Linked DNA regions of Homo sapiens: region 2 is linked to region 1. A link is a contact called in ENCODE Hi-C data. All regions are on one chromosome and are shown on one strand. The core of a region is the stretch at or near the end of the contact, and the rest is flanking DNA. Distances in the headings are between cores, read along the strand shown.

What was found. A loop is a pair of places that touch in the nucleus more often than their neighbours do. Pooled maps may share reads with other maps.
Region 2: a map of OCI-LY7 shows a loop between it and region 1 (2.8-fold over the local background). The contact joins the promoter of UBE2E1 here to the enhancer-like site in region 1. A Hi-C loop is called at or near these places in 4 of 168 maps with a recorded cell type or tissue (MCF 10A, OCI-LY7, chondrocyte and 1 more), 20 of 37 single-sample maps with no recorded cell type and 13 of 50 pooled maps.

Annotation. Positions count from the first base shown.
Region 1 is chr3:22,927,434-22,931,389 of GRCh38, reverse strand. No RefSeq gene overlaps it. Among named protein-coding and RNA genes, the nearest start is that of UBE2E2-DT, 270 kb to the left of the region's middle. Within about 2 kb of position 2,448, at least 3 of the 41 ENCODE cell types and tissues checked have a DNase peak (open chromatin) inside an H3K27ac peak, as active enhancers do.
Region 2 is chr3:23,804,222-23,807,750 of GRCh38, reverse strand. It overlaps UBE2E1 (ubiquitin conjugating enzyme E2 E1), which reads right to left and starts at 1,796. Exons shown (of 6, transcript NM_003341.5): 1 at 1,663-1,796; 2 at 330-514. The coding sequence starts at 481. It overlaps UBE2E1-AS1 (UBE2E1 antisense RNA 1), which reads left to right and starts at 846. Exons shown (of 2, transcript NR_046652.1): 1 at 846-932; 2 at 3,037-3,529. RefSeq lists an enhancer at 281-370 and silencers at 671-850, 1,051-1,350, 1,541-1,670, 1,751-1,860.

The DNA of each region.
Region 1 (3,956 bases), core at 1,199-3,698:
ACAGGCTCTAGTGTGTGTTTCTCCCTTCCTTGAGTCCATATGTTCTCATTGTTCAACTCCCACTTATAAGTGAGAACATGTGATATTTGGTTTTCTGTTCCTGTGTTAGTTTGTTGAGAATAATGGCTTCCAGCTTCATCCATGTCCCTGCAAAGGACATGATCTCATTCTTTTTTATGGCTGCATAGTATTCCATGGTGTATACGTGCCATATTTTCTTTATCCAGTCTATCTTTGATGGACATTTGGGTAGGTTCCAAGTCTTTGCTATTGTGAATAGTGCCACAATAAACATATGTGCATATGTCTTTATAGTAGAATGATTTATAATCCTTTGGGTATATACCCAGTAATAGGATTGCTGAGTCAAATGGTATTTCTGGTTCTAGATTCTTGAGGAATTGCCACACTGTCTTCCACAGTGGTTGAACTAGTTTACAGTCCCACCAACAGTGTAAAAGTGTTCCTATTTCTCCACAGCCTCGCCAGCATCTATTGTCTCCTGACTTTTTTATAATCGCCATTCTTACTGGAGTGAGATGGTATCTCACTGTGGTTTTGATTTGCATTTCTTTAGTGACCAGTGATGATGAGCTTTTTTTCATGTTTATTGGCCACATAAATGTCTTCTTTTGAGAAATGTCTCTTCATATCCTTTGCCCACTTTTTGATGGGATTGTTTTTTTTCTTGTAAATTTGTTTAATTTCCTTGTAGATTCTGGATATTAGATGTTTGTCATATGGGTAGACTGCGAAAATTTTCTCCCATTCTGTAGGTTGCCTGTTCACTCTGATGATAGTTTCTTTTGCTGTGCAGAAACTCTTTAGTTTAATTAGATCCTATTTTTCAAGTTTGGCTTTTGTTGCAATTGCTTTTGGTGTTTTAGCCACGATGTCTTTGCACATGCCTATGTCCTGAATGATATTGCCTAGGTTTTCCTCTAGGGTTTTTATGGTTTTGAGTTTTACATTTAAGTCTTTAATCCATCTTGAGTTAATTTTTGTATAATGTGTAAAGAAGGGGTCCAGTTTCTGTTTTCTGCAGTTGGTTAGCCAGTTTTCCCTGCACCATTTATTAAATAGGGAATCCTTTCCCCATTGCTTGTTTTTGTCAGGTTTGTTGAAGATCAGATGGTTGTAGATGTGTGGTGTTATTTGTGAGGTCTCTGTTCTGTTCCATTGGTCTATATATCTGTTTTGGTACCAGTACCATGGAGCATGGCACTTCTAATAGAATACCTGCTTATCTTCCTTAAAGTTTGAATTCTCAGGGCAACTGGCTGCCTCTAGATTTAAAGCATAAACTCATAATATCATGATAACCTTGATGAAGTATTTTAAAGTAAATTTGCAGACACTGTAATACTAATGTAATTAGACCTGAGCCCCATTCAGTAGACTTGGATCTGTCTTTTTTGCATGACTCTTGTTGGCTCCATTTTTCATGTTGGTCATTGCCTTTGGTTTTCTCATTAACACCTTGCATCTAGGTTCTTCTTGGCCTATTCTGTCTTTCTGAAGCTATGTCTCCATCCAGACTTGTTAGGTATAATGTATGTGACCTTATCTTGAACTGGAATTTTGTATATACCCACTGAGATATGGTTGTGGTAGATTATTGGTCTTCACCCTTTCTGGAGATGAGTGTCCAAGTGCTTCCCAGTTGCATAACTCCTCTTCTTGTTTGTATGTAGTATTTACTAACTCTGACATGAGAAGCATGTGATGAGGAGGGTGTATGGGGCAAAGTCCCACTAAATGAGAAGGCAGTATTTGAGATGTAGATTTTAGGTTATAAAAATGGTTTATTAAAGTATAATTGACAGAAGATGAGCAGTGCATATTTAAAGAGTACAATTTCCTAAGTTTTGATGTAAACGTGCACCCATGAAACCATCACCACAATCAAGATATTGAGGATAGCCATCACGCCCCTTTGCAATCTTGTCCTGTCACCTCTCCCTCCCTCACCCCTAACCCAAGGCAATGACCGATCTGCTTTCTGTCTCTATATTCTATGTTCTCATTTTCTAGCATTTTATAGGAAGCAATCATACAGTATGTACTCTTTGTTAATTGTTCTTCTTCAGTCAGCATACTTATATTGAGATTCATTCATGTTGCAGTAGGAATCAACTACTATTGAATGTAGTGGGTTCATTTTCATTAATGAGGAGAATTCCATTGTGCAGATATACTAGTTTGTTTATTCATTCACCTGTTGATGGACAGCTAGGTTGTTTCCAGCTTTCGATTATCATAAATTAATTTGTTATGAACATCAATGTACAGTGTTTGTGTAGACATATGCTTTCTTTTCTCTTGGTAAAATACCTAGGAATGGAATGGCTGGATCATATGGTAGTGTTTGTGTAACTGTTTAAGAACCTGTCAAATTGTTTTTCAGAGTGGTTATACCATTTTACATTCCTGCTAGTGTTCCTGGAACGAAGCCGGGTCCGGCTGCATTTTCTCAAGTCCCAATAATGAGAAGCAGACAAACTAGGAAGAAGGGAATTTATTACTGTAACTGGATACAGTGAGAAGGCCAGAGGTAATTCCACTAGACCAACTCAAAGTGTTACAATTTTCTTAGTCCTTATATAGATTGGGGTTATGTACCTATAGCATAGCATTCGCCTAAGTCTATTGGTAACTAATTTTGTTCCAACTAGGTCAGAGGCAAAAAATGCTTGCTAAGTCCGATTAAAAGGGCCCCAGTACATTCAAGGCCTGCCTATTGTGGTACTGCAGTGATTATTTCTATCTTATCTCCTTTACAGCTTGGTCTGGAGAGCTGCCTTAGACTCTCCATTGAATCTATTCAAACAGCTGCCTCTGTTACCTTGACTTGTCTCAGATTTTGTTGACCCAAGACAGGTCCTGGCACTGGGAATGTAAAACTGTTTATTATTTTGGCTTGCTCCAGCGAAGGAGAAGCCCATGCAAGCCTCCTACTGACCATGTGTTTCATTTCTAGCTTTGATGTCTGGGCACCGATTTCCCTAGGTTTAACTATTTGCTCAATGTGAAGGCAGCGCAGTGGAAATTTGTCTGTGTAACTGGGTTGCTATGCAGGCCTGTCTGTGTGACTGTCATGCAGGCCTGTCTGTGTGATAGCCAGGGAGAATTGGCCTGCCACACCAGCAATATATGATTCTTTATAAATTCTTCATAAATTCTAAATACAAGCCCCTTATAAGAAGCACAGTTTGCAATTTTTTTCCTAAGTTGTGGCTTCTGTTTATTCTCTTTACAGTATTTTTTGAAGAGCAAAATTTTTAATTTTGAGGAAGTCCAGTTTGTTCTTATATAGATTGTGCTTTTGATGTGGTATCTAGAAAATCTTTGCCTAGAAAATCTAGAAAATCTTTGTGGTATCTAGAAAACTTTTATTTTCTTCTAGAAGATTTTTACAGATCCATTTTGAATTATTTTTTGTACATTTGTATGTAGCTGGGGTATGAATTCTTTTCAGTGTGTGTGTGTGAATGGACATCGATTTTCCGAGCATCATTTGTCAAAAAGACTGTCCTTTCTTCACTGACTTTTCTTTGTATCTTTGTGAAAAATCAACTGCTCCTATATGGATGAGTCTGTTTCTGTATATTTCATTCTGTTTCACAGATGAATTTGTCTACCTTTATATTAATCCCACTATTTTGATTATCGTAGCTTTATAATAAGTTTTGAAATGAGGTAGTGTTAATTCTCCAACTTTGTTCTTTTTCCAAGTTGTTTTGCCTCCCCTGAGTCCTTAGTGTTTTCATATGAATTTTAGAATGTGTTTGTCAATTTCTACATTGCTGGGATTTTATTGGGAACATATTGAACCTATTAATCAATTTGAGAGAAATGACACTGAGTCTTTCAACACACGAATTCAATATATATTTCCCATATTTCCGTTGTTTAGGTCTTCCTTAATTTCTCTCAGTATTGTTTAAAGTTTTTAG
Region 2 (3,529 bases), core at 547-3,046, 880 kb before region 1:
CATGGCCTTGGGGAAGGTCACAGATTAACCATTAGTAGGACAAGAAATCTGAAATCAGATTTGGGGGTCACTAATAAAAGTAACGAGGAATCTTACAAACTTCAGCAAGAAATGCGAGAGGCAAGCCGCAACAGCTGCATGTGAGCAATGATTTAAAAACAGAAGCAGCAATAGAGAAAATAATTAGGGCTTCCAAGGCCCTTCTTTCATTTTTAAGAACACATAAACCATGAGGAGCGTTTAAGCTATCCTCATTGGGAGGCAGACCAAATGCAGCAAGAGGCAGTTCGGAAATAGGAAGCCTGTGGAAAAAAAAAAGAGCACAGTACCTCTTGGCGCTGGTGGAGAGGAGTTTGGAGTTTTTGCTCATGCTGACTTTACTCTCCTTCTTCTTGGGGGTGTTTGTTTCTTTCTCGGTTTGCTGGTTGGAAGACGAAGATGAGGAGGAGCTGGTGCTGGCCCTCGAATCGTCATCCGACATAGCGAACCCCCCACCCCACCCCGCAAACAGCCCCTGCAGGGGGAGAGAAACAAAACAGAAACACACAAACCATGCAGCCAGTGTAAATAAGGAACTCGGGTGCTGTCAGGAGGGCATTGACCAGGGGCGCACGCGGCCGCCCACCGCCCTCCACTCGCTTTTCAAAGTCTGCAGGCCCATTAAGGCTTTTGCAAATCGGACGCGGCTTGTTTATTTTTGGCCCCAAGTGGGGAACGCTGTGGGAAAACGGTCTGGAGCTAGGAGAGAGGCCCCTCCCTCGCCCCCCGGGGCTCTCCGCTGGGCAGGGAGGGAGTAGCCCGGGAGGCGAAGGAGGGCAGGGCGGGGGGCGCGGGGCGCCACGGCGGGGCAGGGAGGGAAGGTCCCGGCGGCCGGCCGGCCTCGGGGCTGTTTTTGTCCGCTTTCCGGGGGTCGTGAGGGGCCGGTGGCCCGGGTGAGACTGTGGGGCCACGAGCGGAGTTTGGCGAGGTCGGGAAGAGAGGAGGGGCGGGAAGGAGTAAGAGAGGAAGCCGAAACAGGGGGACGGAGGCGGGGAGCGGGTGCCCGGGTGGGGGAAGGGAGAGGCCGGCGGGGGGCAGGGGCGACGAGGCCCGAGGCCCCCCCGCGCCGCGCCCCGACGCCCCTCCCGGCCTGCCTGCCTCTGGCCGCCCTGCTCACAGCTATGCGGCCGGGCGGGGGTCCGGAGCACACGCCCGATCGCCACTCCTGTAGGGGGATAGGGGCTGCGGCGGGGAATGGGGGGGTCGGCCTCCGCAGCGAAGACATAACAATGAGCCCTTCCGCCCCGGAGGGGTTAATCCCCGCGAACCCCCGCCCCTGGGGAAAACGGGGCTCCCCCAACTCCCTCCCACCCCCGCTCCCGGGCCCCTCGGTGGCCAGTGGGGGGCTCTTGGGGCAGCGCTGACAGTTCGAGCCACAATGACCCCCGTCCTCAATGCGGGCGGCCCCCGCACCCCACGCGGCCCGGGGTCCCTGCCCATCCCCCGCGGGCGGGCCCCGGACCCCTGGGGCTCCCCAGCCCCTCTCCGCTCCCCCCCCGCGCCGGCCCCGTGCCCTGCGGCCCGGCGGCCCCGGCGGCGCGAGTCGGGGGAGGCGGCGAGGGGTGTCCCCGAGGCCCGGCGGCGCGGCCGGGGGGCGGCGGGCCGCTGGGGGGATCCCCGTACCTCTCTTTGTGTCTGGCTCCTCCGTGCCGCCGCGGCGGCTGCTGCTGCGGCTGCGGCTGGGCCTGGCCACTCGTGTCTCTCTCTCGCTGGGAGAGAAGCGGAAGTGCAGCAACAGCAACTATTAAACAGGCAATGGCTTCCCCCAGCCACACACGCTCGCACACACACCACTCCTCCGCCGCCGCCTCCTCCTCCTCCTCCTCCTCGCCCTCACCCCTCCCCCACCCGGCCCGGTCCCACCCACCCGCGCTCCCCTCCCCCTGCAACACCTCCTGGGGGTGCGCGAGGAAGACCCAGGAGACCCCAGGAAACCCTGTCCCCCACAGACACCCCCACCCCAGCGCCTCCTCCGGACGCCCGGGAAGGGGGCGAGGGTTGTGAATTTTCTCTTAAGTGGTTTGGGAACCTGGATTCTGGGCGGGAGAGGGGAAGCCGATGGAGATGGGGGGCGCTGGGAGTGATTGGAACTAGATGGAATAGGGGGGTCACGAGAGAAAGTTCTTTCCAATGAGGGCTTTTGGAAAGGAGAGGAGTAGGGAGGTGGCAAATTGGTGAAAACGTTGGTAATCTGGTGGTGGCAAAGACTTTAGAGAATGCAGCGGGTACTCCACCTAAAAAGCGATTAAAGAGAAAAAAAAAATCACACAACAAGGGTTTTCTTTGGACTGACACTTGCTTCTCCTTCTAGCAATTTACCTGCTAGGAGCAGAGGTCAGTTTAGGTATGCCTGTGAGAAAATCCCAAACTAGGAATTTTCTGCTCAGGTCACGCGAGGCACGTGCAGTTTTACAATATTAGATTCTTCCACTCACTTTTTATAGAAAGTGATGTGGTTTTTTATAAGAGTGATACAAAGGTTTTGGTGACAGGTAAAACCAACGTGTAACGGGCTTGCGAATGTGAGACATCACTGGGAATAAGCTATATACTACTGAATTAGACTGGATTTAGAATTTTTTGTGTCATTTTACATTAGATGTAAGGTTTGGTTTTTGGAAATTGGATGCAAAGTTCTGGGGATCGCAGAATCCCCAGATCGCTAAATTGACCAAATTATTTTTAAAATATTAAGCCATTTTTCTCTTTCTTTAGCTACCTATAAATGCTATGCAAATAATATTTTTGAAATGATCAGCAATTCTTCTGAATTGTTCCTTATTTAGCATTTTTGCCAATTTTTTTTTAATATTAAGCCATCAAATTACGATTCAGTTTCTCACCTTTTGTCATTTCAGTTGAAGGGAACTAAAGAGATGTGTGCCATTCAAATACAACAGTGCCACACATACAAGGTCTTGTACATTAAGGAGACAGCCTCAGATTTCCATAGGTCACTCTAAATTATCTCATTCAAACTGCCATCATTTTCCACAGCAACAGTGGCTTCAGTTACCACAGGACAACACAAGATATACAGCCCATGGCATATCCAGTAACCAGGAAAACAAGCATTCTCACGACCCAGCCGAACTCCTTCTAACCATCAACCTGAAATTCCAGCTTTATCAAGACTCATAAAGTAATTGTGCATGCTTCTTGCTCAATCCCTACCAGGAAACCTGTATCTACCAGGAGTTGTCATAGAATAAGAAGTTCAAAAGCTGGAAGAAATCTTCAGGGTCATAATTTCAGCCTCCTGCTTCCAGACAGAACTATTTCTCCACCACTGAAATGCATATAGATTTTGAAAAAATTTCCAGACATAACCTTTCTTAAGTGTTTGGTTTCAGGAGTCCTGGTAGAGTATATAAAAATGATGACATTCTTTGCTATATATTTGAAAAAATTTTTTAAACTTCTGAAAAACTGATTGTATTCTTTTTGTTCTGATGAAAAGATGTAAATTCAGAAGAAAACAATAAGAAGA